Regions from separate parts of the Homo sapiens genome. Here region 1 is linked to region 2. Evidence: read pairs that join two places in POLR2A ChIA-PET (ENCODE). Cell type or tissue: CD4-positive, alpha-beta T cell. All regions are shown on one strand. Links, peaks and the distances in the headings refer to the core of each region. The heading gives the core; the rest is flanking DNA.

Region 1 (11,992 bases), core at 548-8,547, 120 kb after region 2:
TATTCATGAAATATCTAAAATTGCAATGGGTATGAGAAGTGCTTCTCAATTTACCCGAGATTTCATTCGAGATTCAGGTGTTGTCTCACTTATTGAAACCTTGCTTAATTATCCATCCTCTAGAGTTAGGACAAGTTTTTTGGAAAATATGATTCACATGGCTCCACCTTATCCAAATCTAAACATGATTGAGACATTCATATGTCAAGTGTGTGAGGAAACCCTTGCACATAGTGTGGATTCCCTTGAGCAGCTGACTGGAATAAGGATGCTTAGACACCTCACTATGACTATTGACTATCACACACTGATTGCCAACTATATGTCCGGGTTTCTCTCCTTATTAACCACAGCCAATGCGAGAACGAAGTTTCACGTTCTGAAAATGCTATTGAATTTGTCTGAAAATCCTGCTGTGGCAAAAAAACTATTCAGTGCCAAAGCTCTTTCAATATTTGTGGGTCTCTTTAACATAGAAGAGACAAATGATAATATTCAAATTGTTATTAAAATGTTTCAGAATATCAGTAACATTATAAAAAGTGGAAAGATGTCCTTAATTGATGATGATTTCAGTCTTGAGCCGCTTATTTCTGCATTTCGTGAATTTGAGGAGTTAGCTAAGCAACTACAAGCCCAAATAGACAACCAAAATGATCCTGAGGTGGGACAACAAAGTTAATATGATTAACCACCTGCCGCTGATCAGCCTTATGTTCCCAAAGAGCCCTGAGTAGTGCTTTGGTGTTCACAGTCTGTTTTTTTGTTGTAACTTATATTTTTTAATGCTGATGTTAACTTTGTCAAACTCTTGTTTTGAGCTGGATCATTTTGTGGATGCCAAATGAATATCAAAACTGAAAACACATTTGTTGATATTTGTCTTGCTGTCCAGATTGCGGTATTTTTCAGTATTAAGTTTTCAATGAACTGTGTCACCTAAGTAAGCTACCCTGCTATTCGTTGTTTAAATATATGGTTCTCTATTTGAGTCTGTGTTTTCAATAAAGTTCTATGTTAAAATTGGCATAAGTGACCCTTCTTCAGTTTAAGAACCATGTACAGATAAATCGTGTGCACTTACAAACATAGGTAATTATTAGTATGACAAACATGCGCTTATTAGAAAATTCTGTTCTTGAGTTAAGAAGGGAGAGATTATTGTGGGCCCTGATACTTGAGGAATGTTTCCGAGAAGAGGGACCCACTTAAATTGGTCAGGATAGAACAAATTGGTCAGGATAGGAGAGCAAGACAACTTGCCCGCCTGCTTGCCCAATTATGAGCCTTCCCAACAAGCAACCTAAAATTAATACTTCTTATAGGACCCATTTAAATTACCATCTTAGCCCTGGGATTTGCCTAAGGGTAGGATAAGACAAATCATTAGGTTGCTCTTGGAAGTGGGCAGTGGTGGTTTGAAGAAAAGTGTGTAATTGAATAATCTGTTCTAGTAGCATGGATGAACCCAGTCTGCTTGAAACAAGTAAAAGGAGTTTGATGAGAAATGCAGTTAGAAAGTTGGGAAGAGGCCAATTTGGGGAACAGAATAAGCCAAATCTGCATATTTAACAATTCAAAGTACAGGTGTTACTTCAATGCCACCTAAAGGCTGAAAGAGTAGGATAGCACAATTAAATGGAGTGGGGAATATGATTTCCTTTATATTCCTAGACAAAGGAAAGTGTTAAGGAAATACCATGCAGCCGTTGGAATGATTATGTATGGATAGGTTTATTGACACAAAAGGACATTAATTATTTTATATTTGGTGAAACAGAGAATGTGACATCATGTATGGAAAATTAGATTCCATTTTTAAAACATCTGTAAATGTACACAATTCCTATGCAATTTCAATATGAATTTCTAAACACAGTCTGGAATAAAATATATACCTTGTTAAAAAATGCTTAGAGACAGGCGTTGGGGAGATACAAACATTAATAAGACAAATTAAAAAATTAATATGCTTACATTTTGTGCCTTGAGTTATAGATGAGCATGCCGGAAAGGACAGAATTATATAAATGAATAAACTATAAGTGTTAAAAAATGATTAGAGATAATATCATTTAGAAAAGTTGTAAATGAATGAGCTATCAGAAAGACTAGCTTTTTATAAAACGTTTTCAAGATAAAAATTAAAATTGGCCAGGCACAGTGGCTCACACCTGTAATCCCAGCCCTTTGGGAGGCCGAAGCGGAAGGATTGCTTGAGCTCAAGAGTTCAAGGCCAGCCTGGGCAACATATTGATGCCTTGTCTCTACTAAAAATAAAAAAAATTAGCCCAGCATGGTGGCACGCACTTGTCCTAGCTACTCAGGAGGCTGAGGTAGGAGAATCACTTGAGCCTAGGAAGTTGAGGCTGCAGTCAGTCATAGTCACACCACTGCACTCCAGCATGGGTGATGTGAGTGAGACCTTGTCTCAAAAAAAATAAAATAAAATAAAATAATCAAGGGTGGGCCAGGCGCGGTGGCTCACGCTTGTAATCCCAGCACTTTGGGAGGCTGAGGTGGGTGGATCACTTGAGGTCAGGAGTTCGAGACCAGCCTGGCCAACATAGCGAAATGCTGTCTCTAGTAAAAATACAAAAACTTAGCCAGGCATGGTGGTGTGCGCCTGTAATCCCAGCTACTGGGGAGGCTGAGGCAGGAGAGTCGCTTGAGCCTGGGGGGCAGAAGTTGCAGTCAGCTGAGGTCGCACCACTGCACTACAGCCTGGGTGACAGAGCAGAACTCCGTCTCAAAAAAAAAAAAAATTACCAAGGGTGTTAAGTTTAATATTAGTCTGTTCATGGTACAAAAATGGCACCTTTTTCACATAATTATTACCGTAAAAAACATAACATTTCCTTTTGAGGTGACAACAAAGTTCTGGAGCTAGATAGTGGTGATGGTTGTACAACATTGATAATGTACTGGGTTGTATACTTTAAAATGGTTAAAATGTTAAATTTTATGTTATGTGTATTTTGCCACGATAATTTAAAAAATGACCACACAATACCTTCAGTCAGGAGAATTGGAAGACAGGGCTATATGTTGGTTTGGAGAGGAAATTCAGACGTACGAGAAATATCCAATGTTTTATTATTTTTAGACATAACATTTATTTGTCTGAGAATGTTCTAAATTTTCAAAGGTAAAATTACAATTCATGTAAATGTAAAAAGAATATGTGAAAGATTTTTCAACACAATCAACAACTGCTAGGATTAAGAAAACAGTTGAAGGGTATATGTGTATATACAATATACACAATATGAAGATATAAACAAAACATTGAATTTCATAAACACATAGGAAATTAATAAATGTTAGAATAACACTGCCAGGTTAAATATAAAACGGGTTAATATCTTACAGGGCAATAAATTGTAACATTTAAGGTTTTCTATTGCACTGGACATAAATCATTTACATATTTATTGAATAAAATATCTACATGTTAACATCAGTGTCTACAGAGTTGAAAAATAGGTAAATCAATAGACATCCTGCACTGCCCTGAAATGACATCCAGTAACTGAAGGTGACTTTATCTAAGTTTGGTATAATTTTTCTGACAGTGCAACATGCTTTTTTTCCCCACCTGATCCTAGTTTGGTAAGGTAATATGGAAGTGGCAGTTTTGCCTCCCATCGCAAGCCATAAGTTTTAACAGGGATTATCCTGGTGGTGCAAATTGGAGTTTGAATGTTTGTTTTGCTTACCAGCATTTTTCAAGACAGATCTGTGTGTGTTTTAGTATGTCGCTTGAGTCGTATACAAAATATTAAAAATCACTTCATTTCCCAAATCCTCATCGAATGTTCCTCGCCAGCCGAGTGGTCCTCCAGAGCAAAGGCCAGCCTTCCTTCCAGCTGTCTGGCCAAGGAGCTTCAGGATCTTCTAGCAAGCACCCCAGAGGCAGAAGACTGTCATCCATGGTACAGGACTGCGGCGAACAAGCTGACTGCGCAGTCACGTGGGGCTGACGGTGGGTCATGTGACCAGGCTCTGCATTAGGCCTGCCGAGAGGAGTGTTTTCTTGCATCCAGAAAAGACCTGAGAGGCGGACGACACCTGTGCTCCGCAGAGCAGAACGTGGGAGGAACGGCGGGATGTTAAGGTAGGTAGGTGTCTTTCCATGCTGCATCAGCCTGAAAACTAATTTCTCAGGCGACTGGAACTACAGCATTTGTTGGTAAAGGAAACAATCCGTCAGCCAACCGGGAGCGTCTTAGCCCGTCTGTCTTTTGTCCAGGAGCTCAAGAAGCAGAGAGTCTACCTGCCCGACGCGTTCGTGGAGAGGAGCAGCGGTTGCTGTTGGAGGAGGTGGGTGCAAGGACGGCAGATGGCATCCCTGAGAGGTGGTGACTGAGACTAGATGCGGGTGCAGGTAATGCCTCAGATCCGCCTGCTCCCTCCTGCCTTTTGAACACCCTTGACCCCTCATCCCAAGGCTCCCAGCCCAGTGCCCTGTGTTTGTATGTGTGGGTGGGGGAGGTGGGCATATGGATGGAGTTGGCTTCAGGGGAGCCCAGAGCGGGGAAATGGTGAAGTGACAATTCGTGAACACCTGTGGTGCTGGATCAGGAAAGGCAGGGGTGGGGATGGGAACCGTGAGCTATGCGTCCGCACTCATTCTACTCTCTGTCTTCTTACTGGCAGTATTCAGGCAGTGGGGATGGCTGATACCAGCTCAAAACTGGCGGAGGGTGGAGGAGGGCAGAAGAGAACACATACATCTGCCTTTTGCTCCAAGGCTCCAGCTGGCTGGGGATGCAAGAGAGGAATGAACCTCAATCCCGGCAGTTCTAGGAAAAGGAGGAGGAGACATAGACTCGAGGGGAGGAAACCTAGATGCTGTGGGCCCTTCACCTAGGATTTCTCATTAGGATACTCCAAGCTTCTCGACCCCCAAGGGGATTCCTGGATCTCAGCCCCATGCAGCAGGATCTCATTCCCATTGAGGGACACAAAGTGGGTTGCTACTCCGTGTGAGCTCTCTCTCCCTGCTGTCTTGGGCCTCAGAGGAGGGTCTTTCTGGGGACCACCTACAGAAACTGCTTCATGGATAGTCTCCTAAGTTTCCCTCTGCATACCCTTTGCTCTCTTGTGTTGTGATCTCTGCTCATTCCTTAGGATGTGTTTCTTTGGTCCCATCCTAGGTAGCAGCCCCATGGTAAGTCCTTGTCCTCTTTCACATCGAGTATCCTCCTTTCCCCCTACCCCATGCACCCACTGGGTACCAAGTGAAAGAAAATGGTTCCTCTACCCACAATACTTCTGGCACAGAATGTGTGGATTTTTCACACCAAGCAATTCTCTTATTCTTTGAGGACATCAGCTAGGTATTCTACAATTTAATTCAATTCTGATACTACCCAGAGTTAGTGCAGACCTCTCTGGTTAAGGGCTCATTCCCATAAGACTGCCCTCCCTCACTTCAGACAACAGTCACAAGTAATGGATCTCCATGTCACCCACACTTCTGTCTGACTTAGCTACTAGTTGGAAGTTCCCACAACCCCCTCCTCAGGTTCAATAATTTGCTATAAGGGCCCACAGAACTCAGGGAAACACTACTTCCTATTACTGGTTCATTATAAAGGATATAAATCAAAAGCCAGATGAAGAGGTACATATGGCAAGGTCCAGAAGGGTCCCAAATGCAGAAGCTGCCATCCATGTGGATTTGGGGTACACCACCTTCCCAGAATATGAATGAGTTCACCAACCTGGAACCTCTCAGACATTTGGGATTTTTATAGAGGTTTCATTACATAGGCGTGATTGATGAAATCATTGACCATTGGTGATTAGCTCAATCTTCAGCCCCTCTCTTCTCCTTGGAGGTCAAGGGGTGAGGCTGAAAGTTCCAACCCTCTAATCATGCCTTGGTCTTTCTGGTGACCATCCATATCTTGAAGCTATCTAGTGCACCCACCAGTCATCTCGGAACATAAAAAAAGACACCTATCACTCCAGAGATTCCAAGGGTCTTAGTGTCAAGAACTTGAGACTAAAGCCACATGTAACAAAAGATGCTTCCGTTATCCCTATCAGGAAATAGCAAGGGTTCTAGGAGCTCTATGCCAGGAATATGGGACAAAGAATTATGGTTACCAAAGGCTGGAAAGGGTATTGGGGATGGGGTATAAAAAGGAGTTGGTTAATGGGTACAACAATACAGTTAGAAGGAATATGATCTAGTGTTCAGTAGCACAATAGGGTGCCTATAGTTAACAATAGTTATTATATATTTCAGTATAATTAGAAGAATAGATTTGGAATGTCCTCAGTGCAACAAAATGATAAATATTTAAGGTGATGTATATCTCAATTACATTACACATTCTATGCTTATATCAAAATATAATTTATACCCCATAAATATGTACAAATATTGCATATCCATGTGAATTAAAAATTTTAAAAAATTTTAAAAATAACTCATTTCAAATTTCAATCAAAATAAAAAAGATCAAATGCTGATTTCTTCATATATCACAATACATACAAAGTCAGTGTAAGAAAGTGTTGCTAGGAAGAAATGACTTTTTCTAATCCCACTCCTATCCTTATGTTTATACCAAGTTTATAGAGTTGAAACTATGTTGTTCTACTACTTTAAGCCCTCCTATTTAGACTTAAAAGCTAGGATAGATACAAGGTATGTGGGGCAAAATCATAGGTAGAGATTAGTCCCTAGGACTGCATCCTCGTCTCCTACCCTCTCCTATTATTTTCTTCTCTTTACTCTCCAGAATTCTGATAATATAAGTACTGGGGCCAGCATTCAGCTTATGGTTTTCTACTCAAGCTGTCTTGTCTCTTGTCTCTGTGTGTTTTTTCGAGTATGTCAACAGAGAAGACTTCAAGTATGGTGTGGTATAATAGAGAATATAGCTGATCTTTATCCCTAGTTGCTGACACAGCTTCAAAAAATCTTGGAATTTCCTGTGTGACAGGAGTATCTTTGTTATGCTAATGAAGTGACTTATGGTGGGCCCCTAGATAGCTTCAGGATGGGGACTGGTCACCAGAAGGACCAACCATGTGATTAAAGGGTTGGAACTTTGGGCCAGCTCAACCTTCAGGGAAGGTAGTGGGGCTAGGTATTAAGTTCAATCACAACCAATGGTTTAATCAATCTTGCCTATGTAATAAAACCCCAGTGAAAACTTTGAACTTCAGGGATAAGTGGAGCTTCTTGGTTGGTGAACATATTGTTCTCTAGGGAGAGTGGTGTACCCTGACTCCATAAGGAGAGGGTATGGAAGCTTTGTGTCCAGAATGCTTTCAGACCTTGTCCTGTGTATATCCTTAAATGAAACTGTAATAATAAGAATAGCACTTTTCTTGAGTTCTACGAGTTGTTTCAGTTAATTATGAAACCTCATAATGTCATAGGAACTCCTGAATTTATAAGTGGTCAGTCAGAAGCATGGGTGGCTTCCTGAGAATTGGGGCTGGTATCTGATCTAAAGTGGGGGCAGTATTGTTGGTGATTGTGCCCTTAAACCTGTGGAGTCCAATGCTAACTCCAAGTAGTTGGTTTCAAATATTTGATATCAGAACAATAGTGTAATTTTCCCTAGTTTTAGCAGCCACACCTAGATTAATATACATAAAGCTTACCTTTGCTGTGTATTCTACATCAACAAGTTAAAATGAAGGATTCAGACCCAACAGTGTATTATGGGTGAAAAAAGCAGTCTGTTTTTGTGGCATGTACCTGTAATTTAGATAATTTTTAAAATTATCTATGTATCTATTTATCTATATCTATCTATGTGTCTATCTATCTAATCTATCTATCCATCTATCCTGTCATCATTTTTTTTCTTATCACAGCTCCCTTAGCCTAGAATTCCTGTTGTGGGTATTGCATTTATATTTAGAAAACTTCAAATTGTGGCCTGATTAAATACTTCTAAGTCCCAAATGTACTCCAAAGCAGATACTTAAACAGTTTATGCCTGTAGAATTTTTTAATCTCAGCCGAAGAGCAGGGTGACTGGTGTGTGTGTGTGTGTGTGTGTGTGTGTGTGTGTGTATCCAAGCAAAATGATGATTGCCTTTGTTCTGACTTGTAGCGGGTAGAATCCTTCCTCAATTATTTTTCTGGGGTGTAGTTGAAATAAAAACTTCATCATTCACTCAGTCCTCTTGTTCCTTCTCCCTTTTTTGATAAATATTATGGGCTACTTTATATAATAGAGGCTACTTCAGATGTCACTTGGCCTAAAATGTTGTTGTGTGGGGATAGTATCAGAGTGAATTTTTCATCTGTCTAGTCTGGACTTTTAGCAGCCACTAATTCTCAACTCTGCCCCCAATTTCAAAAGAGCAACCTTCAATGGGATCTCATCTATAAAATACCACCAGATTTTCTATCAAGGCTTTCACAACCTTGCACCCTTTAATACAAGTCTGCCTTTCTATCTCCATCTCTCATAACATTCTTCCAAGTCAAGGCCAGGACTAGAATGAAATGAAGAAAGAAGCTCTTGTTCTCAAGTGCCTCACACTATTCCAGGCCTTGCCCCACTTTGCCTGCAGTCAAGCCCCACTGGAAAATCTGTTGTTTTCCCAACTGTATTGTGTGCTTTACTACTTTTATGCCTTTCCCACATGCTGTCCCTTCAATCTTCAATGTTCTTACCCTTTTTCTGTCTATGGGAAACATCATTTGGGCTCAGTTCAAATGCCAGGGCCTTTTTGAAGTCTGATACCTCCTCGCCCTTATCCCTTGCCCCTTGGTAGGAAGTAATTCCTCCATTCTTTGTACTTACACAATATTTTATTTGCCACTTGGCCACTTGTTTCTTTTTTTTTTTTTTTTTGAGACGGAGTCTCACTTCGTCACCCAGGCTGGAGTGCAGTGGCACGATCTCAGCTCACTGCAACTTCTGTCTCCCAAGTTCAAGCGATCCTCCTGCCTCAGCCCCGCTAGTAGCTGGGATTACAGGCACACACCACTGATTTTTGCACCATTAATTTATGCCCGGCTAATTTTTGTATTTTTAGTGGAGACAGGGTTTTGCCATGTTGGCCAGGCTGCTCTTGAACTCCTGACCTCAGGTGATCCACCCGCCTCGGCCACCCAAAGTGCTGGGATTACAGGCGTGAGCCACTGCGCCCATCCCACTTGTTTCTTTATACCATGCATCAGAGTCTTTTTATTTTTTTATTTTTATTTTTTAATGAATAACATAGAACTAGTGTTGAGGGACAGGAAGCATAGAGAAAGAAGCTTGGACTCTGGAAGTGTGATTCAAACCCCAGTCTGTCTGACTGCAAAGCCTGAATGTTTACTACTTAAAATAGTAATTTGTGTTAATATTAAGATTTATTGGATTTATTGGGTGATTTCTATGTGCCAGGGTACTCTACTAAGGGCTCTAAATGTATTCACTTAGTTAATCCTCAAAACAAACTTATGAGGTAGGTGCTGCTATTGTTTCCATTCTACATATGAGGAAGCTGAGGCACACATTGGTTAAGTAGCTTAGCCAACCTCACTGAGTTGGTTAGCAGAGGAGGTGACATTCCCACCTTTGTGGTTTGAATCTGGAGCTGATGTGCATTACTTCTATGCTATGTCTATATTCCTCCAGTGCTAGTTATCAATAAAAGCATCCATGATCATTGTAACTGTTTTTACAATCAGATCTTCTGTTCCTCAAAGCTTGTAGCAAAGTATTTATCATAAAGAAATTAAACCTGAATATTGTTAGACCTCCTGTCCCTTATCCTTTTTTCCCTGTTTATCAGCCTATTCCACCCTTTCCTTCCTTCCCAACCCAATGCCCATCACAGTACTTATTTTTACTACTCTTCTACCTCATCCTCTAGTGCCTGGCTCCACTGTCCTGGAGAAACCCCAACTCTGGATAAATCTCAAGTATCTACGACTTTCTATACCTTTGTTGTTTAGTGCACCTGGGAAAATTAATCATATTGTTCTAACTGTCGACACTGTAAATGTGTCTTTCTCAATATCAGCACAGTCCCCTGAACTGAAAGCAGGTAACCTTTGATATCTTTATAATCTGGATATTTCACAAGGGTGCACCTTCACACAATGATCCTCTGAATTGAAACTAGGTTTATCTATTATCTTAAGTATTTAATGTACCTCTGGACCTCCTAGATAAGTCAGAGTTTGGCTTCTGCCTAAAGCTTTACTTTTTAATCTGGAGCAGAAGCCAAACAGTTGTCAGACCTCTAGCAATCATTAGGACACGTGTTGAGAATTTCTGGCTTTTCTTTCCTGGGAAACATGAGTTCTGCTACTGCAGATGTAGGTGCTCACTGATGCTCACTGATGGACACAAGTCAGGAATTCTTACTCACTGAAGAGCTGTTTTGTGCCTGAGCACATCTAGGATTGTTCCATTTTCATATAACAAGGAATTCAACTAAAACTAACTTAATAAGGAAATTAATTATCCAATGATTGTAAGTACTGACGTAGGGCAGCCTTGATGGTTGTTTAATTCAGCGAAGGACTCAGCTTTTTTCCGTCTCTTTCTTCTGCCATTCACAATATCAACTTCCGTCCTAAGGCTGATAGCTTGATGGCTACAACAATTCCAGGAGGTAAGCAACTTCCTGAGGAAGAAGAAAAGACAATCTTTTCTGATGACTTTGTCTTATGAATGAGGACACTTTCCTCAGAAGTCCATCTGTAACCTTCCCCTAATGTCACATTGAGTGGAATTTGATCAATGCCTCTTCCTAAACAAGAGAGTACCAAGGGGATAGATTATCCGTAGACCAAAGAGACTCACTCTTGGAAATGGAATTAGCCTCTCTGTGACATGTGACTAAAAGGAGGAGAAAGTCAGTAACCTGCAGTGGCAACTATGCAAAAATGGCATCCTTTTAGTAAAGGGTTATGGTAAGCAACACAGAATATACAAAGCACTGAGGCTACAGCACAAAGAGCACAGTGACACTGACTTAGCAATTATGACCTTTAAAAACCATGTAGTTCTCATCTATTCTTTCTTGCTTTCTCCAGCCCACTCCATAATAGGAATAGATCAGAAATTTTAAAAGAACTAGAAAGATCTGATATACACATGTTGTGCAGGATATCAAATAGTTTTCTCAGTATACACAATAATCCTGTAAAGTAGTTAATGCCAGCTCCCTTTTAAGGATGAAGAAACTGGGTTATAAAGACGTTAAGTACCTTTGCTAAAGTTACACAAATAGTGACAAAGTCTGTATTCAGACTTTGGACTGTCTGGCTCTGAAATCTGGGTACTCCCAACTCTTCTGTACAAACTCCCTTTAGAATGTACTCCCAGGGCTCAGAAACTAGTTACTCTAGTCTAAGCAAGCACTTAACAATCATTAGGCAGTTAATGTAAACTATAGATTCTAATAGTATCATGCACTGCCTCTTGATGGTGGTGGTGGTGGTAGTGACATAGACAACTTTTCTCTCCTAGCATTAAGTTACAGTTCCTCAGACTTCATTACCAATAATATATATATTTTTCAATTTTTAAAGATTTTTTGTAGAAACAAGGTATAACTGCATTGCCCAGGCCAGTCTTGAATTCCTGCACTCAAGTGACCCTCCCACCTTGGCCTCCCAAAGTGCTGGAATCACAGGCATGAGCCATTGTGCATGGCCATTACCAGGAATTTTGATTCAGGAGGTCAAAAGTCTAATTTGCATTGCACATTACAAATTTTTGGGCTGAGATGTCAGGTTCAGGGAGCCCCATAAATTTCCTGTACCTGGGAGTGAAAAGAGCTAATATTTATGGAGCAGCTGGGTTTTCCAGGGCAACCTAATTCCCAGATGTGATGTTCAGCAGAAAAGAAGCAGACAAAAGCAATGTGCACTGCTTTTTTTTTTTTTTTTTTTTTTTTTTAAATAGAGAGGGGGTCTTGCTATGTTGCCTAGGCTGCTCTTGAGCTCCTGGACTTAAGCGATCCTCCCACCTTGGACTCCCAAAGTGCTGAGATTAAAGGT
Region 2 (11,992 bases), core at 1,434-9,433:
AACAAATGAAAGAGCAAGTATTAACACATGAGGAGAGTGCTCTGATTGAGAATATGACCCCAGAATGCAGGCAAAAACTCGCTGGTAGATTGGAGTCCATGAAACTTAGAGTCAGAGAAAATTTAAGGGGAGTATATAATTTTCAGACGGACAGGTTTGATTAATTATAAACAATTTCCTTTGAAATCCACTTCCTACTAATGAAGGCTTAGGAAACTGAACAGCAATTTATCTTTACTACTCTCAGTGCTCCTGGTTCTTCTCTGCCGCCATGAATGACTGGCAGATACATGGGCACTTTTCTTCTTACTAACATTTGTGCCAATTCATTGTATAAAGGAACTATGTAGCATCCTGTAGAAACCAATGTGTTCTTTCCTTAATTGGTCCTACACCAGGATGACCTCAGACCCCTGTAGTGTCCAGTCAGTTATCTCTGAGCCCTGTCTATTCACCTGAGAGGACCCCAGTCTTCACTCCAGTCATACTAGACTCCCTCTCCCTTCTACCCATCCAGCCTCCATAAGTCCTGCCCATTGTTCTGGGTACAGCTCCTCTTCAAGGAGACTCTGACATCTCCAGTGAGGCTTCCCTTCTCTTTTATACATTAATGCAGTTTTACAGAGGTCATCATAACTTCCACACAGACCTAGACCTTGTTCAGTGGTTATCTTGATATTTCACAGCACATAGGCCACAGGGGATGTTGAGAGTGACCACATAAATGCTCACTGATTCTGGCGATCATGGTATCTCTGGGACAGAGGTTCTGTGGTGCAGTGGTTAAGAGTACTGGCCCTAAAGCCATGTCATACTGTTCATATCATCATGTTCACATCCAAGATGTGGCCCTCACTAACTTAACAACTCTATTGATGATGAAAATAATGATGGTGTAGGTGAAATCCTGCTCCCTGTACCAAGAGGCCTAGGTGTTGGGGGTCATGGGTAATGACTAGTCCCTGAGGTGCTGTGTCATTCAGGCAGAAACACAGGTTGTTGACATAGAAAAACTGAAGTAAGGGGTAGGGTATTAAAACTTTTAGAAATACTATATTCCAGGTATTATACATTTTTTATCTCCCTTGATCCTACCATTTTTATTACCATGACTCATATCAAGTGTTACGAGAAGTGACTTTCCCCAGAGAAAAAATACTGTGAATTACTTTTCAGGGACTCAAGCCCTGGAAATACTAAACATCCCAATATTTTTCTATCCCATCATGTGGACTTTCAATAGACTTTCAATGTCCTCACGTATATTGTTTGTATTTGCTCTTAAATAGCGAACTATACTACATTTTAAAATTAAAAAAACTATAAAATTTGAAATGTCTTATGTATAGAGATATATGTATATATACATATGGCTTTATATACATATAACTACATATCAATGTCTTTGGTATAGCTTTCTCCATATATAGCATACACAAGTTGTGCATAAATAGAATATAAATTATTTATAAGTGCATATATATATGCACACATATATACATACATACATACACACAAAAAAGGTGTAGGAAAATATTTATGATCTATATTGAAGACATGGGGTTAGTATGCTTGGCATACAAAGATCTCTTAACAAATAGAGAAATTGGCAAATAATAACAGAATGCACAAAGAACTATGTAAATATACAATAAATATTTGAAAATATGCTCAACCAAATGAAATGGCAAATAAAAATCCAGAGATATCATAATAAGGAAAAGAGGTAAGGTAATATATTACTCAGAGGGTAATCACGATTTTGCAAAGAAATGTATTTTACATGTTTATACATTGGAGTGTTTTGATATCTGAGAATACATTACAGAAAGAGAAACAATCTGAAGAATATGCACCAAGTGATTAATAGTGAATGGATAATTAAGTACCTAAAATTGCTACTAACAATTGCTAACATGTGTTGGATCTTTCAGCTCTCAAGCAATGCCGTGAGGTGTACTTAGAGAAAGCATTAAGTCACTTTTCTTTTTGGTAGAATGTAAGATTAGAAGTATGAGTATTCCTTTAACAATAAAAATCAACTTGAATCTCCAATGGGCTTTCTGGCTAAAAGTTGAAGGCCAAGTAAAAATCTTGGAGCAAGGGCATTTTTTTTTCTCCTTGCTTCAACTTACTGTTCATAGCGCCTGCCACCCAAAAAAGAGAAATGAAGCCTGGCGCTAATAATATACTTAGGTTATTCTCTGATATCCTCATTTTTTAAGGTGTATATAAGATACCTTTTCTGCTTTGGATCTTTCAAATGTCTGAAATGTTCCTAAGATAATTACATAAGTCATAAAACAGCAGTTATTATGAAAATGAATGATGATTTTAAAATTTTATCAGTTGATAGACATACTTTAGCAGTAAGATCATTACTCAAGGGGAACTACAAACCACTGCTCAAGGAAATCAAAGAGGAAACAAGCAGATAGAAAAACATTCCATGCTCATGGATAGGAAGAATCAATATCGTGAAAATGGCCATACTGCCCAAAGTAATTTATAGATTCAATGCTATTCCCATCAAACTACCATTGACATTTCTCACCGAATTAGAAGAAACTATTTTAAAATTCACGCAGAGCCAAAAAAGAGCTCGTATAGCCAAGACAATCCTAAGTAAAAAGAACAAAGCTGGAGGCATCACACTACCTGACTTCAAACTATACTACAAGGCTACAGTAACCTTGTAGAACAGCATGGTTCTGGTACAAAAACAGACACATAGACCAGTCGAACAGAATAGAGAACTCAGAAATAAGACTGCACATATACAGCTATTTGATCTTCGACAAACCTGACAAAAACAAGCAATGGGGAAAGGATTACCTATTTAATAAATGGTGCTGGGAAAACTGGCTAGCCATATGTAGAAAACTGAAACTTGACCCCTTGCTTACACCTTATACAAAATTTAACTCAAGATGGATTAAAGACTTAAATGTCAAACTCAAAACTATAAAAACCCTGGAAGAAAATTTAGGCAATACCATTCAGGACACAGGCACAGGCAAATTGCCAAAAGCAATTGCAACAAAAGCAAAATTTGACAAATGGGATCTAATTAAACTAAAGAGCTTCTGCACAGAAAAAGAAACTATCATCCGAGTGAACAGGTAACCTACAGAAGAGAAAATTTTTGCAGTCTATCTATCTGACAAAGGTCTAATATCCAGAATCTACAAGGAACTTACATTTACGAGAAAAAAACAAACAACCCCATTAAAAAGTGGGCAAAGGACATGAACAGACACTTCTCAAAAGAAGACATTTATGTGGCCAACAAACACATGGAAAAAAGCTCAACATCACTGATCATTAGAGAAATGCAAATCAAAATCACAATGAGATACCATCTCACACCAGTCATAACGGCAATTAATACAAAGTTAAGAAACAAGAGATGCTGGCAAAGTTGCAGAGAAATGGGAACGCTTTTACATTGGTGGGAATGTAAATTAGTTCAACCATTGTGGAAGACGGTGTGGCAATTCCTCAAATATCTAGAACCAGAAATACCATTTGACCCAGCAATCCCATTACTGGGTATATACCCAAAGGAATATAAATCATTCTATTACAAAGATACACGCACACGTATATTCATTGCCGCACTATTCACAATAGCAAAGACGTGGCATCAACCCAAATGCCCATCAGTGATAACATTAAGAAAATGTGGTGCATATACACCATGAAATACCATGCAGCCATAATAAAGAATGAGATCATGTCCTTTGTAGGGACATGGATCGAGCTGGAAGCCATTATCCTCAGCAAACTAATGCAGCAACAGAAAACAAATACTGCATGTTCTCCCTTATAAGTGGAAGCTGAACAATGAGAACACATGTACACAGGGAGGGGAAAAACACGCACTGGGACCTGTCAGGGGTTGTGGGGGGCGGTGAGGGAAAGCCTTAGGAAAAATAGCTAATGCATGCCAGGCTTAATACCTAGGTCATAGGTTGATTGGTGCAGCAAGCCACCACGGCACACGTTTGCCTATTTAACAAACACGCACATCCTGCACATGTATCCTAGAACTTAAAAAAAAAAAAAAGAAAATGAAAATTAAGGGCTGGGAGGGAGGACTCGAAGGAACACAAAGTTTGTGGAATCGATTAGTATGTATCCTCCTATCTCAGTCTTGACTCTCTTTGCTGACTTTCCTACCCTGGGCCCCACCCCGAGACCGCCCATTTCAGTGGGCCTCTGTGTTTGGAGAACGAACTTCGAAAGACTGGAACACTTCCGCCTGTCAGGCCAGAAGAGATTTCCTGACACCACAGCTGGAAACCCATGTGCATTTCAGTTCAGGAAAGAATGGTAGGCTTGGTGGGGGGAGCTCCCGCAAAAGGGGAACTAATACAGAAACACTCTGGTATTTGTCTGCCTCTCTTGTTCCAGCGCCGTTTTCCCTATATCCGGAATTCGTCCCTGCGCATTCCAATACCTGAAGCGGCCACAGGGTACAGGACAGGGAGCCCTCCGACAGAAAAGAGTCGCGGCGCTAAACAAAGCCTGATATCACTCCGCTTCCATAAGCCGGATCCCCATAAACTACGCTCTAGCTCCTCCCACTGCCGTTGTGGGTAACGCGGACGTGGAAGAACCTCGTCTGCGGAGGAAAAGGTAGATGTTAAATGGTAACTACGCGCGAGGTTCTGAGGAGCCCTGGGAACAGGAAGGAGAAAAGAATACCAAAAGTGACAACAGTTTGCCAATCGCAGTCTTTAATCTGATAAAGCGGTTATCTCGTCTTGAGTCCCAGGTGCCGAGTCAATCCCCATACACAGCCGCCGCCATTGCCTCGAGTCCTTGTGTCTGACTGTCTGTTCCTGCTGCTGTATGACACAGCACCTCGAGGCAAGGAAATAAGAAAACTGCCTCTGATCCAAGCAGAGAAGGTCAGTGAGAAGGTGCGCATCGCTTGGGGGTGGATGTGGGTATCAGAGGTGAACACTGGATACGCGACCTGGTCATGGGAGGCGGGCGGTGAGAAGGAGAGAGAGATGGGTAATTGGAATGGCACACAACAATTAAAAAAAAATGATCTACCTTTTGCTAGCTTGATTTCCATACACTCGGTTCACCTCAGACCATGCTTGGGAAGAAAAAGGTTGCAGCTTCTAGCAGGGAAAAGGCAGACTAGATGAGGAAGAGAGGGCTACTTCCACAGGCGAGGACAGTTGTCTGGGGAGCCCTGAGAGGGAGAGAATGTAAAAAGAGGTTGTAAATGTTTGATAATCAAGGCTCTGGATTTGAAAAGGGTCTCATGTCTTGGTTACTGGTCTGACCATTAATAACCACGTCTCTCTCTCTGTCTTTTCATTTGTTCTTTGGGTGTGTATCACGCGTTTTTATGTGTAAATCTGTTCCTAAGTTTGCAGCACTCCATGTTTCTGTAAAGATCTGTAGGGGACAGCAGACCTCAAGGGGAGAGGAGAAGGAAAAGAAAATTGGCCTGGTTTGTACAGAGTGGGCAGTACTTGGGAGGCAGTACTTGGAGGTGGTAGATGGCTAAGATTAGAGTAGGCAGGAGTGTAAGGGAGCCTCCAGAACTCTCTGCCAGCTTTCCTAACATGTCCTCCCTTACCCGCATTATGTTGCAGAAAATGATAGGCTTTGGGAGAGAGGAAGGAAACATAGGAACCCAGATGAAATATGGAAATAAATACTTTTCATTTTTTCCCCAGCCTCCGTGGTTTGTCTAGGCATTTCGTCCCTACTAACACCACTACTACTACCTTGTAGGGATGTTTGAGTTGTCTCTGTATAGGAATTGTCAGACTTTGAGAATAGAGCAGAGGGGCTTGGAGATTTAGGAGTGGGAGAAAAAGGGGAGATAGAAAATGTTTGCCAAACAGGTACTTATATCCAGAAAGAAACTGTGCCCTAGGTGCTGGTCTCTACCAAAAACAGCCTCAACTGTCTCCTGTGTCTTCATTTATTGGTCTCTGTTTTTGTGAATCCCTGTAGGTAGATCTGTCCCCAGGTCTGTGGAACTGTCAGTTGTGAAGTTTTGTAAAATGGTCACCCAACTTAAAACTAGGAAATTACGAAGAAGAGAAAATTGCCCTGTATCTGTTAAGGTTGGTGTAAAGGTACAGGGACAGGGGGGCAACTTCGACTAGAGAATTCCATCTCTTCTGTTTTGTCATTTTACCAATTATTCCCATCTGCCCCACCCCCTGCTGCTGCTGATTTAGTTGGGAGTCTTGGTAAGTTGTGGGGGTACAGAATGCTAAGCTGCCTTTCCCACTCTCCACTGCTTGTCCTGCTCTCACGCTTGAACCTAGTCTAATCTGAACGAGGGACATTCTAGGGCAATCACTGAAGAGGAAGATGGTGGGCAATAGGAAGGAGGAGGAGGAGTAGCCCTGAAACAAAGCAGTGGGGGAGAGGGGATAGGAGGAGGGAAACACTAGACAAAATCTGGAAAGGCAAGAATAAGGGCAAGGGACCAAGGTCTGTCACCAGGAGATCAGTTTCCACATTCTCCTGTTTGTTTATTTGTCCATAGGTCTGCCTGTAGATCTGCTGTAGGGCTTGTCACCATTGGAAGCAAGGTAAGGAGGAGAAAGTTACTCCAGATCAGTGCAGGTTGGTATGAGTGTGGGGATTGCCTGGGTAGACCTGTAGGATGGAGTAGTGGAGAGCTGCTTGGCTCCAGCAGGGGTCAAGAACCACTAAAGGGATTCCTCAGCTTCTCATCCAGTTTTCCTACTCCTTATGCTCCTGTTTGGTGACTGGAAAGAAGGCTGATGGCACTTGGAAGTGTAGGGAGTGGGTGAAATGAAGGGAGAGAGAGTTTGCTAATTATCTACCTCTCTCACCTAGCACTGAATCACCATATTCTCCTGTCTCCCTGTGCTGATCAGCATGAGGAGAAAAAAGTTGGAAGAGACTCAAAGCCCCATTTCCTTCCTCCACCCCTAGGTCCTACTTCAGTGGCAGATCTGGTGGCCTTGGAGTGGCTGAAGACCACCACCCTCCACAGGGCTGGGCCCATGCACAGCCATCCTTCCCTACCTTGAGTGAGCTTCCTCTGCATGTTTTCTATATCACTGGCAGAGCCTGTAGTTGGAAAGGGGACAGAGTGACTACTGGACTTTGTGTGAAAACACCAACCGGGACAAAACTTCAGTCAAGGCTGAGACGGGTGGGGGTATATAACTTGTCCTTACGTTAAACTTGGAACATGGTTGACTCTGGGACAGAAGCAAGGGCTAGAGGAAAGGCTGAGGCTGGCCTGCAAGATGGAATCAGTGGTCCTGCCACTGCTAGAGTGAATGGTAAAACCCAGGCCGAGGCAGTGGCTGAGGCAGAACTGAAAACAGAATCAGTGACCCAGGCCAAAGCTGGTGATGGAGCAATGACCAGGACACATACAGTGACCTACAGGGAGGCTATGGCTGTGACAAGGGAAGTGATCAAGGTGGAAGATACAACTAAGACTAGAGTCATGGTTGAGACTAAGACAAAACCCCTGGCAGAACGCAGTATAGTGCCACAAACCAAGTCAAAGGCCATGCCTATGTCTAGGGTCAGTACTGTAACCAAGTCTGAAGTCAAGGTTGTTGCTGTCATTGAGGCAAATATTAGGTCCTATGCCAAGTCACATGATAAGGCCAATACTGGGTCCAGACCTGACAGAAGGGAAGAGACCAGCATTGGGATGAAATCCAGTGATGAGGATGAAGAAAATATATGCTCCTGGTTCTGGACTGGAGAAGAGCCTAGTGTAGGGTCCTGGTTCTGGCCTGAAGAAGAGACCTCTCTTCAAGTTTATAAGCCCCTACCTAAGATCCAGGAAAAGCCCAAGCCCACACACAAACCCACACTTACTATAAAACAAAAGGTAATAGCATGGTCAAGGGCCAGGTATATTGTCCTAGTTCCAGTTGAAGGAGGGGAGCAATCCTTGCCTCCAGAAGGAAACTGGACCCTGGTTGAGACCTTGATTGAAACTCCTCTGGGGATTCGACCTTTGACCAAGATCCCACCTTATCATGGGCCTTATTACCAGACCTTAGCTGAGATCAAAAAACAGATTAGGCAAAGGGAAAAGTATGGGCCTAATCCGAAGGCCTGCCACTGCAAATCACGTGGCTTTAGTTTAGAGCCTAAAGAGTTTGATAAACTTGTTGCCCTCCTTAAGTTAACTAAGGATCCTTTCATTCATGAAATAGCTACAATGATAATGGGCATCAGTCCTGCTTATCCATTTACTCAAGATATAATTCATGATGTAGGTATTACTGTTATGATTGAAAACTTGGTCAATAATCCCAATGTTAAAGAACACCCTGGAGCTTTAAGTATGGTGGATGACAGCTCTGAGTCTTCCGAAGAACCAAAATCAGGGGAGTCATATATACATCAAGTTTGTAAAGGCATAATCTCTTGCCCCTTGAACTCCCCTGTGCAGCTGGCTGGACTGAAATTACTAGGGCACTTGAGTATAAAATTTGAAGATCACTATGTGATTACCAGTTATATTCCAGATTTCCTCACCTTGTTAAACAAGGGAAGTGTCAAAACCAAGTTTTATGTTTTAAAAGTGTTTTCGTGTTTGTCTAAAAATCACGCCAATACAAGAGAATTGATCAGTGCCAAAGTACTGTCATCATTGGTTGCACCCTTTAACAAGAATGAGTCAAAGGCCAATATTCTTAATATTATTGAAATATTTGAGAATATAAATTTTCAGTTCAAAACAAAGGCAAAGCTATTTACCAAGGAAAAGTTCACTAAATCTGAGCTTATTTCAATATTCCAGGAAGCAAAACAGTTTGGTCAGAAACTCCAAGACTTAGCAGAGCACAGTGATCCCGAAGTGAGAGATAAAGTCATACGATTAATACTAAAACTCTGAATACCCCTCTGTTCTCATAAAGCCTCAAACAGTTTTTTGGAGTTGCAATATGAAACCAATGCATATTGTAATTATAAATTCAATACTTATGTTTTCCATGTTGATTGAGGGAGGCAATTTTATGGATACCAATTAATCTTGAGATCCTGAACATGTGCTGATTTTTATTGTGCTATATAGTATATAAATTGAGATATTTTTGGTATTTCTGCAACGTGACCTGATAATGAATCTATTCATCCTGAGTAAGCTATACTTCTGTGCTTTATATTGATATGTGTATTCTTTTGAGATTTTATTTACATGTTGTTAATAAAGTTGCATGCTAAAACTGGTGAAAATATTGTCCTAGTTCTTCAGCTGAAATCTAGTCTGGGGGGATAAAGCACAGAGAGCATAAAGATGGTGAAGAACACTGCCTGTGTGTCTGTAGTGGGGCACAAACAAAACAAGTTCACATTGACAGATTATTTAGTTTCGACATACTTAAAAAGTAGAATCACTCTATGCAAGAAGGCAGGACTGTGCTATTAGTTGTCTGTAGGCTCCTACTGATAGGGCTTCAAATGAGGAATGAAGCCCTATCTGGGCAGCTCTGGGGAAGGGAGTAAGGAGGAAGGGAATACAGATGCTTTCATTGTAGTCTCAGTTCCGGAACTTGTGCTCAGCTTTTCACATAAAATGTCTCATCAGGATGCCTTGAAGCTTTTTAACCCCAAGAGGATTCCTGGTTCTCACCCCTATTCAGTAAGCCATGGACAGCTGCACAGGAAGTGTGGTTCTGAAGGGACCCAGCCCCACTGTGCCTTCAACAGCTCCCTCCCTATCCAGGGGTATCAGATTTACTGCTTCATCTGTGATTCTCTCCCCCAGAAGTCCTGGGCCTCAGAGGAGAGTCTTTCTGGGGATTACCTACTGAAACTGCTTCATAGATAATCTCGTCTGTCTCATCTGGTGACTGTTTACTCCTTACCTTTGTTTTCTGGCCAATGTTTGGACTTGGTGATTTGTACCACAGTTGGTAGCAGCCCCTTGTTTGTGCTGATTCTTTTTGGTCAGAGCTCAGCTCTATGTATGGCATAGCCACAGGATACCAAATTCCTTTAGAAGTGCGTAGTTAGGAAGAAATTAATTCCCATAAAACCCACTGTTCTGTCTATTCGCATAGTTTATAGAGCTGAAGCCATGTTGTCTATACTAAGCTTGTCCTGTTTATTCTTAACAAAAGCTAGGTTCTCTGCAAGGATTTGTGGAATAGAATGACAATGTATAGTTTAGGATTTTGGGGTCACCTCTGCCTCTCCTACCCCCTGCCTCTTTTACTGTTAATTTACTGCCCAGAATTGGGAAATATAAATATTAGGATCAGTATACAAATGGTCTTTCTGTTGACCTTCCTCTCCTAACTTTTTATACATTTAGGGGAAGGTCTAAAGTGGAAAATCTCAATATGGTGTAATGGATCCCTACTTTTAATAGCTATCTGTAGTTTAATTTCTACTAGGATCAGTTGTGAATCTATTGTGGTACATCTAAAAGTTTAAATGAAGCACAGTTAGCTACACTTGTGCATTAAGGGAAACAAGCAAGGTAGTTTTTTTGCAATGTGAAACTTCAATTTAGATGATTTTTGAAGTTCTTTATAACATTTTTTAATCCACAGAACTCCTGTAGCCTGTAATACCAGCTGTGGGTACTACTCTCAGTGTTGGAGATCATCAAAATACAATTGGACCAGACCCTTTGGAAATAATTCTGTGTCTCAAATGCCCTGTGGAGCACACACTTAATCAGTTGATGGCTATGGAATTTTCCAACATCAGCTAAAGAGAAGGGTGAGTGTGGGGTGTGTACGTATTTGTGTCAAAGCACAAAGTTGATGGTCTCTCCTTGGATGGGAATTGTGGGATGCGAAGTCATCTCCTAGATTGTTCATGAGGTGTCATCTGTTGATGGACACTTAGGTTGTTTCCATCTTTTGGCTCTTATGAATATTGCTGCAGTGAACATTGGAGTACAAGTATCTGTTTGAGTCCCTGATTTAAATTCTTTTGGGTATATACCTAGACGTGGAATTGCTGGGTTGTATGATTTGTTTAGCTTTTTGAGGAATTACCAGCTGTTTTCCACAGTGCCTGTACCATTTTACATTCCCGTCAGCAATATGCAAGGGTTCCAATTTATCCACATTCTTGGTGACACTTGTTATTTTCCATTATTATTTAAATAGCCATCTTAGGAGGTGTGAAGTAGTATATCATTGTGGTTTTAATTTGCATTTCCCGAAAGTCTTATGATGTTGAGCATCTTTTCATGTGCTTATTGGCCATTTGAGTATATTTTTTAGAGAATGTATGTTTACGTTCTTTGCTCATTTTTAATTGTGTTTTTGGTTATTGTTGCATTGTAGGAGTTTTAAAATATATATATTCTGGATACATGCCCCTTATTAGCTATGTGATTTGCAAATATTTTCTCCTGTTCTGTAGGTTTTTTCACTTTTGATGATGTCATTTGATGTGCAAAAGTTTTTAATTTCAATGAAGCCCAATTTATCTATTTTTTTCTTTTGTTGCTGGTGCTTTTGGTGTCATATCTAAGAATTCATCACCAAATTCAAGGTCACAAAGATACCCATATGTTTTCTTCTAAAAGTTGTATAGTTTTAAACATCAGAGTAATTAGTGTTTCTATCACCTCAAACATTTATCATTTCTTTGTTTTGGGAACATTCGAAATCTTTTCTTGCTATTTGAAAATATATAATTATTTATTGTTAACTGTAGTCACCCTACATTGCTATATAGATCATTAGAACTTATTCCTCCTATCTTGCTGTAATTTTGTATCTGTTAACCAACCTTTCCCACCCCATTCCTTTCCCTATATTCTCTTAACTTTTAATTGAAAAAAAAAAACCACAATAACTTTTGCACCATCCTAATAGTAACCACTATTCTACACTCTACTTCTATGAGATGAGCTTTTATAGCTTCCACATGTGAATGATAATATGTGGTATTTATCTTTCTGTGCCTGGCTTATTTCATATAATGTCCTCCAGGTTCATCCATGTTTCCACCAATGACAGGATTTCTTTCATTG

Evidence for each region. ChIA-PET counts read pairs that join two places held together with the same protein. Peaks named below come from ENCODE experiments on the same cell type or tissue, not always from the same donor. Only the 100,000 strongest peaks of a DNase experiment are listed, where the experiment ranks them.
Region 1: POLR2A ChIA-PET joins it to region 2 with 16 read pairs; 4 of 35 experiments call an interaction of 5 or more read pairs at or near these places.

The regions. Positions count from the first base shown.
Region 1 is chrX:102,716,705-102,728,696 of GRCh38, forward strand. ARMCX5-GPRASP2 (ARMCX5-GPRASP2 readthrough) reads left to right here. Exons shown (of 19, transcript NR_146584.3): 7 at 3,830-4,117; 8 at 4,253-4,387. It overlaps GPRASP2 (G protein-coupled receptor associated sorting protein 2), which reads left to right. Exons shown (of 5, transcript NM_001004051.4): 5 at 1-1,029. The coding sequence ends at 682. It overlaps GPRASP3 (G protein-coupled receptor associated sorting protein family member 3), which reads left to right and starts at 4,039. Exons shown (of 4, transcript NM_001142524.2): 1 at 4,039-4,121; 2 at 4,253-4,387. RefSeq lists an enhancer at 3,846-3,905. In CD4-positive, alpha-beta T cell, for the core only: no CTCF peak of the experiment used is centred there; a DNase peak (open chromatin) is centred at 3,987; H3K4me3 peaks cover 1,099 bases.
Region 2 is chrX:102,594,932-102,606,923 of GRCh38, forward strand. It overlaps ARMCX5 (armadillo repeat containing X-linked 5), which reads left to right and starts at 4,584. Exons shown (of 4, transcript NM_001168478.2): 1 at 4,584-4,916; 2 at 5,989-6,101; 3 at 6,533-6,578; 4 at 6,949-9,228. The coding sequence starts at 7,211. The coding sequence ends at 8,887. ARMCX5-GPRASP2 (ARMCX5-GPRASP2 readthrough) reads left to right here and starts at 4,584. Exons shown (of 19, transcript NR_146584.3): 1 at 4,584-4,916; 2 at 6,533-6,578; 3 at 6,949-7,046; 4 at 10,551-10,722. RefSeq lists enhancers at 4,630-5,401, 4,834-4,883. In CD4-positive, alpha-beta T cell, for the core only: no CTCF peak of the experiment used is centred there; a DNase peak (open chromatin) is centred at 4,580; H3K4me3 peaks cover 2,023 bases; H3K27ac peaks cover 2,425 bases.